Linked DNA regions of Mus musculus: regions 1 and 2 are each linked to region 3. Evidence: chromatin loops called from intact Hi-C (ENCODE). Cell type or tissue: heart. All regions are shown on one strand.

Region 1 (2,500 bases), 130 kb after region 3:
CTTTCCCTGCCAAGTTGCTTTGGTCATGAAGAAGATGAGGAGCCCATAGCGAGCATTTGGGGTGGCCTTTTCTCAGGGTCTGTAGCTGGAGTAAGATCAGTGGGGGTGAGGTTAGCAGCAAATGAGCGAATGTGAGACAGAAGAGGTGTTGGGCATGCTTGCACGTCTGAGTTCATAAGCTGATGTTCATTCCGGACATTCAACAACAGTGCTCCACATGCACTCTGAGCCCAGTTACCCCCTTATATAATAAGGGCGCCCCCCTCGGGTTTGCAGCATTGTTCTGAGAGTTGGAGGTCCTGCATAGACAAAGCCCCTCCATATGAATTATATTAACTAATGTGTGTTATTACACCTGACAGCTTGCCAGTTAGGAAAACATTATCTGGAGAGACGGCTCAGTGGAGCACTGACTGCTCTTCCAGAGATCCAGAGTTCAATTCCCAGCAACCACATGGTGGCTCACAACCATCTGTAATGGGATCTAATGCCCTCTTCTGGGGTGTGTCTGAAGACAGTGGCATACTCACATACATAAAATAAATAAGCAACTCTTTTTTTAAAAAGAAAAAAAAACATTATCAATCATGACTGATATTCAGAGTATGTTAGAAGTCAAATTGGAAGTACCCTGCAGGTGAAGCTAAAGACACTGGTCTCCTTGTATGAGCTGTGAATCAAGTGTCTGCTGTTTACACTGCTCCCTCCCAGACAGCAAAAACTGTCTAGGGACCCTTTCAGTCCGTGATAGAATACTGTGAACAGTAATTGTATGCTACTGCCTTGGCTGGTACTGGCCACCCGGAGACTAGAACCATTCCGGATCTTTTTGTTCTCAGTGTTCACAGGCTGGCAAAGATAAGCAAACAGAATTCAGGCAAGCATTGCCAAAGCAGGGTGAAGCCCAGGGGATTAGCAGAGCAACAGGAGTCCCAGAGGAGACGATAGCATCCCCTATGGGCAGGGGGAGACAGTTTTCCAAGCCTGGAGGTCCAGGTAGGAAGCAAACCACAAGGTCGCTTGCCAGACTATGCCAATGTTGTTAAGTCCTGCTGTTTTCGAGGTGACTGTCAGACACCTAGGTGGTACAGCTGAGGGGCCAGCCCTCTGTGAACAGTGACAAAAGAACTTCTTTGATTCACAAGCCATCTGCTATGGTGCCTTCCTCGCTGGTTAAGTTTTCATGGCCAGAGAAACCAGGAACTGGTGACCTATTTTCTTTTTCTTTTTCATTTTTCTCTTTGCATAAGTAAAACGTATAAACAATGAGTAAAACACTCCCGAACTCCTGAGAATTCGCCCCACTTCGCCTGTCTCTTTAAGACCACCGAGAGGGCGGGACTCAGCACCGAGTTACTTGGCGCTCCGGTGTCTTCCGCGTTTTCCGAGTCTTCGCTGGGTGACCGCGTTTGCTTTAAGAGAGGAGGCGGTGCTCTGCCCGGAGGAGGCGGAGAAATCTAACACCCTCCCCCGGATCTCCGGCTTCCGGGATTGGACTGACCGGCTACCAGTGCAGAGCATCCCAGGCCCCAACCTTTCCTGGACAGTTGGACCTCTTCCTGAGAGGTGAGGGCGTCAGGGCTTCTGGGTCAGTTGGGGAATCTCCTACCCTCCCTGTCCTCTGTTGCTCAAGCATCCCCCACCACCACCCAAACCCTGTCTGTGCATCCCTAGATCCCTGACTGCAGGGTCGCTAACAGTTAAGAGCTACTAATTGCCTGGCTCTTCGCTAAGCTCCTTACACGCACTACCTTATAGAATGGTTTAGACACCTTCACGAACCCATTTTACAGATGGGGAGCCTCAAGGAGCGCACACACAGCAGAGAAACAACAGAATCGGGACTCAAACCCAGGTCTGTCTGGGACCTTAAGCCGGCTGCACTGGAATGCTTTCCCCACCACCTCTCCCAAACCCTAGGCTCCCCTTCCATTTTCTTCCATCTCCAGGCTGCATCTGGCCCCTAAACATTCACGCGGCAGCGAGTGTCCCCCGCAGCCAGTCTCTTTTTGTTGATAGGACACTCTTCTAACTCATGGTCTCCGAGCTCACCAGATAGTCTAGGATAACCTTAAACTTACTCAGTCTCCTGCCTCCGTCTCCTAGGTGCTGGGATCGCCGGCATGCACCAGATTTTGTAGGTCCTGAGTATTGAACCCAGGACTTTGTACTTGCTAGGCAAACATTCAAATGAGCTACCACACCAGCTTTCGGTTCCTCTGTAGGCTGTCCAGTGTCGCTCTGGATGGTTCTTCCCTGCACTGGGTGGATTCCGCTCACAGATGTCCTGATCACAGGCTGGGCTGGACATCCACTCACAGAGTCCTGAGTGCTTCTCGACTCTCCTGTGTTCAGTTCTCACCCGTCACATACTCTATTCCCAGGTGCAGTTCCCTTATTCTCCAGCTCACTCCTCTTCTTTAACTCCGAGAGGCTGCTCAGCTCTATACCAACTCTCTTCCTGAGCTATATTAATATAAATATCAAGTTGTATGACCTG
Region 2 (2,500 bases), 74 kb after region 3:
ACTATAGTAAAAAACAGTGGTCATCTGAGGAAGAGTGGGTGGAAACAGAACCAGGGCTCACTCAAGGATGAAGCGCTCCCCCTTCACTCTGCCAGGGCAGAAATCCGCCATATCCACACACCAGGAAAACATCTGTCAACCCACTACCTTCATCTCAAGACTGCAGACACCTTTGGCTCATTTGAAAATGTAGTGGTTTTTAAAGACTTTTTCTTAACATAGGAAGAAATCCGAAGAGAAAGTAGTTCCAAAGTATCTCTAACCAACTAACAATCCATCTTCATTGTTCTGTGTCACCGCCATTATTCAATTTCCCACTACTTCTTTTTTCCCTGTAACTTGCCACTTCCCTACCTGCCTTCTCCCCCAAACTGCAGAAACTCATGTCCTATCCGGGCCCATACTTTGTCCAAGAGCAAGCTAATCTCTCCCACATCTTGATAGTTTTACCCACTCTTTAGCTTTTCAAACAGAAAAAATTTCAGTCCCCCACCCCCCAAATTCTAACCTTCCCCATTCACTCCCAGATCTTCTACCCATCTTCCTCACATCCCAGACTCTCCCGTGCCCCTCAAAAGACTCAACCCCGCCTCCACCTGTCTTCTAGCGACCCGTCTCCAGCCCCCATCCTTCTCTCCCTCCTCACGAGTCTTCCTCTCACCATCGAGGTTCCTCTTAGCACCCTAGTCTCCCCATCTCTTTCCCGGTTTTGCGTCCTCAACCTTCAGATTCCCCTTTCTTCACGCCTCACTATCTCCAACTTCCCAATCCACGGCCTCAACTAGTTTCTTCCCTGCCCCCCCCCGCCCCACCCCTCCCCCTATTCCAACCCTAGCTCCTTCCCTTGGTGCACTCCTCAACCCCTTTTCTTTCCCCCTTTCCCGGCACTCCCACCCAAGCTTCTCCCCAAGTCCACCTAAGCTAAATCCGCTCCCTCTCCCGCCCAGAACCCTAAATTCTCACACACCCTCAGTCTAACCCGGGACGCCGCGGACCCCACCCTTAAGCCCACCTCAGGCACCCCTACCTCTTCATCCTCCCACCCCTCCCACCGCGAGCTCTACCTCGTCCCTAGGGCCTTTCCCCTCCCCCAGCCCCTCACACTCCGCCCCCGCACCCACGCGCTGCCTGAGGCTCGGCGAGCGGCCCGGCCCGCGGCCGCCACCTACCTGTGCCCCTGCCCGGGGCAGCGAGCGGCTGCACCTCACTGGCGGCTCCTTCCTCCACTGAGCGGCTGACCGGGAAGCGGCTCGGCAACCTAGGCCACAAAGCCCGTGAGGGTGGGACACACACAGAGGGTGGCAAGAGGGAGGGGCTGGGGGCGACCTGGCGCCGCGGGACTGAGGTACCAGCAGGGAGGGGTGGGGGGGGAAAAGAACTCGGCTGGGTAGGCGCGCGTGCGCGGGGCCGGCATGAGGGGCGTGGTCTGATCTGGAGTGGGCGGGGCATGTGGCGGGGCGGGGCCGGGAGTGGGTTGGGACAGCCGAGCTGAGAAAGCCGGGCGGTCGCAGGAAGGGTGAAAGGGGCGGGGCGGGGCCGTGCGTGTGCGTGCCCGCGCGAGGGCATGTCCCCCGAGATCTCTTGGAGGCCCCCCCACCTCCCCGAGGCAATGCAATGTAAAGGTAGTCCTGAGGAAAGACGCGCAAGTGAGGTGGCGCTTCTAGGCGGAGCCCCTGCCAGGAGAGGGCGGGGCGGGGCTGCGCAGGGCGCGCGCCTGGGAACTCCTCTGAGGCTGAGGCGGGGCGGGAGCGAAGCGAAGCGAGGCGGGGCGGGGCCAGGGCCGGGCGGGGCGTGACGGGCGGGGATCGCGAGCGGACCCGGTCCTTTCGCGGAGCTACCCAAGGCCCAGGCGAGCGGGTCCGTGCAGCACGGTGGGCGGGCACCGAAGAGGTGGGAGCCCGGTGGCGAGGCCGGCGGAGGGTTGCGGGCGGGAAGGAACCGGTTGTGAGGAGACGCGCGGCGGGTGACCGCGGGTGGAGCAGCGATGTCGCTGGGAGAGAACAGAGTGATTAGGGCCTGGCCTCTCTCTAGGCCCCCCTCCCCAAGAACTTTTAGTGCCCTGAAATGATGCTTTGACCCTCAGAAGGAAGAACAATTACAAATGACAGTTAATATGCCAAACGTAACACATTATCAGCACGGTCCAACCTCAAACAGGAATAATATTTAAAGTCAATGTGGGTGCATTTACGTTATTTGAAATTATTTGAGTCTTGGAGGTGAGAGGACTGTGTCCGGGCTGCCATTATGGGAGAAAGAGAATGACCGGTTTTAAATTTACACCAGAGCTACCAGTGGATGCTGTAGGAAAGGATTTGGGGCAGGCAGATGTAAGAGCACACAGACCCAAAGGTGCTGGTCAAGGAGAAAATCAACCCAGGACGTGACCCAGAGGTTTTCTGAAAGAAGTACCAGAAAGGGCTACACTGTATATTTAAAGAGAAAATCAATGGCCCTGGGAAAGGGTAGGGAATCCACCGTCCCTGTCTGTAAAACCCAG
Region 3 (2,500 bases):
GAGGGAGTTGGATTCCACTACCCGGGGTAATGGGGTGACTTCTGAAATCCTTTTCCAGTTCAGGTTGAGTTGTGATGAAGTTAGGGTTCCACTGGGCTCAGTGAACCCCTCTTTACACCCACTCCGCGGCAGCCCCAATCCTAAGAATTACTCTAAGGCCCACAACAACCATCTCCAGACCCCGGCGCAATACAGAAGCTGCTTCAGAAACCAGTGTTGTGTGTCAGAGAATCCCAACCCTTCCACGAGCAAGGCCTTGGCCCCAGCACTAGGAGGCCTGGAAAGGGCTTATCCAATCAGAGCTCGACGTGAGACCCACCGGGAAAATCAGCCTGCCTACGCTGTTTGGTCTCTTGACTCCTCGGGACCTCCACCCGGGCCGCGCGTTGTAACTATTTGTACACTTCTTCCGGGGCCCAGTTCCTCGCTGGTGACCCGCAGGAACTACACTTCCCAGAACGCACTGCGAGGCGTGCGGAAGCTGTGGTTGAGGGAAGCAACACCCCTCAGCTCGCTCCAAGCCGCCGAGAACTACTGGCCCCAGTCGGCCTGGCACGGAGAAAGGGGCAGGCGCGGCTCTGAGCCCAAGGCTGAGATGGTCGGCCGGGTCCCCAAGCCCGCCCACGAGAGGTTTTCCGTCCCAGAGACCGGCCAGGAGGCAGCCGATTGGGCGGACCGGGGCGGGGCCGAGGAGCTCTCGGAGGCGGAAGCGCGGGCCGGAGGGGCGGGGAAAGGGGCTGGCCCGGAAGAAGGAGAAAGCCTGAAAAGAAAACAGCAACAATTCGAGCTGCTGTGACAGAGGGGAACAAGATGGCGGCGCCAAAGGGGAAGCTTTGGGTCCAGGCCCAACTGGGGCTCCCGCCGCTGCTGCTGTTGACTATGGCGCTGGCCGGAGGCTCGGGGACTGCAGCGGCCGAAGCCTTTGACTCGGTCCTGGGAGACACAGCGTCCTGTCACCGGGCCTGTCAGCTGACCTACCCCTTGCACACCTACCCGAAGGTAGGCAGGGCCCATCCGTCCCGAGTTCCCCTCATCCCTCGGTGCCCCAGCTCGCGTCGTTCCACCTCGGGGTCAGCGCCGGGGCCCTAGTGGTGAAGCTGTGCTTCAGCCGCTGCCCACTCGGTGCAGCTGCAGTTTTCCTTGCTCCTGCGGAAATTGCCGGAAGTTTGTGCTGCAGGTCTCGGCGATAGGCTGGGGGTTGGGGGGGGGGACACAAATGTGCGGAATCGGCGAGCCCTTGGGAGCCCGCGGGACCGCCAGGGAGGCGATCGCTTGCTAGGGTAGATGGAGGATGAACGCGAGGTCCTGACCTAACTAGCAGCGCGGGGGTGGGGAGGATGGCGCGGACGCAGGCGTGCACAAAATAGTGCCTTCCAGTCTGGGTTGATGGCGCGCCTCTCTGGGACGAAGCGCGTTGTGTTCCCCGAGTCGGAGAAAGCTTGACAATTCCTTTGCGGTCTGAAGTGTGAAGTCAGCCTCAGTAGTTACCAGACACCGTGGAAGGGAGGACTTCCTGTCTGTGTTGAGTGTGTGTGAGACGCTGCCGCAAGGGACTGGATGCCTTTGTGAGGCGGCGGTTGGGGGGGGGGGGGTCTGTCTTCAAAAAACAATAAAGTAAAATAAACGTCACTCAGTGCAGAAGATAAGGAATCGTGGAGTGGATCAGGAAATTCTACTGTCCTACGGAAAACCTATACTGTGTAGCTAGAGGAGAGACCGATCCCTAACCCTGGTCCCTGCCCGCAGCCGCTGCCTAGCCTTTAATTCTGCCTTCTTAAGTTGTTTTCCAGTTTCTTATGAATTCTGTTTACTCAACATTCTAAATTGCTTGGTGGTTCTCCCCACTCATTTTCCATATATAATTAGGGTTTATGCCCCTCCCCACCTGGCTTTGTAAGGGCTTTCGCTGATGCGCGTGGTTTTTTTTTTTTTTTTTTTTGGCCTTGTCTTCTGTATGCTATTTGCTTAACCATTGTGGCTCTCCCTCTTTGCCTTCTAAAGGTACAAAGTGACTAGAATGGCAGTCCCAGTGACTTTAGAATGTTCCATATTGACAAGTGCTTTCCTGTCTTTGATATTAAAAAGTGTAAATTCTGTACCTTCAAGCATTTTGTCCCCCTTACCCATCTGAGGGTCATCAATTACAAGCAAAACATAAACGGCGCCACAAGATTGTACTGAGATTAGCCTTAAATTTTCTTTCTTTTGGTTTTTCGAGACAGGGTTTCTCTGTGTAGCCCTGGCTGTCCTGGAACTCACTCTGTAGACCAGGCTGGCCTCAAACTCAGAAATCCTCCTGCCTCTGCCTCCCAAGTGCAGGGATTAAAGGCTTGCAGCACCGGCTAGCCTTAAAATTTCTAAGTTAGAAATTAATAAATAGTTGGGAGAAATGAAGAGCTGGGATGGTCATGGACACCTGTAAATTACAGCCTGCTGGAGGCTGAGGTCAGGGGTCACGGGTGTAAGGCTTGCCTTGCTCACCTCAGGGAGTAAGAGGAAT

What was found. Peaks named below come from ENCODE experiments on the same cell type or tissue, not always from the same donor. Only the 100,000 strongest peaks of a DNase experiment are listed, where the experiment ranks them.
Region 1: a loop joins it to region 3, with 5 times the contacts of the local background. A loop is called at or near these places in 5 of 42 quality-filtered maps.
Region 2: a loop joins it to region 3, with 4 times the contacts of the local background. A loop is called at or near these places in 9 of 42 quality-filtered maps.

The regions. Positions count from the first base shown.
Region 1 is chr4:107,312,897-107,315,396 of GRCm38, forward strand. Yipf1 (Yip1 domain family, member 1) reads left to right here and starts at 1,467. Exons shown (of 10, transcript NM_145550.3): 1 at 1,467-1,566. In heart, a CTCF peak has its summit at 969; DNase peaks (open chromatin) are centred at 875 and 1,445; H3K4me3 peaks cover 1,865 bases; H3K27ac peaks cover 1,714 bases.
Region 2 is chr4:107,252,106-107,254,605 of GRCm38, forward strand. Lrrc42 (leucine rich repeat containing 42) reads right to left here and starts at 1,428. Exons shown (of 8, transcript NM_029985.2): 1 at 1,170-1,428. It overlaps Hspb11 (heat shock protein family B (small), member 11), which reads left to right and starts at 1,798. Exons shown (of 6, transcript NM_028394.3): 1 at 1,798-1,890. In heart, a CTCF peak has its summit at 1,187; DNase peaks (open chromatin) are centred at 616 and 1,526; H3K4me3 peaks cover 2,500 bases; H3K27ac peaks cover 2,334 bases.
Region 3 is chr4:107,177,919-107,180,418 of GRCm38, forward strand. Tceanc2 (transcription elongation factor A (SII) N-terminal and central domain containing 2) reads right to left here and starts at 448. Exons shown (of 5, transcript NM_025617.2): 1 at 320-448. Tmem59 (transmembrane protein 59) reads left to right here and starts at 712. Exons shown (of 8, transcript NM_029565.3): 1 at 712-999. The coding sequence starts at 811. In heart, a CTCF peak has its summit at 1,052; a DNase peak (open chromatin) is centred at 593; H3K4me3 peaks cover 2,490 bases; H3K27ac peaks cover 2,066 bases.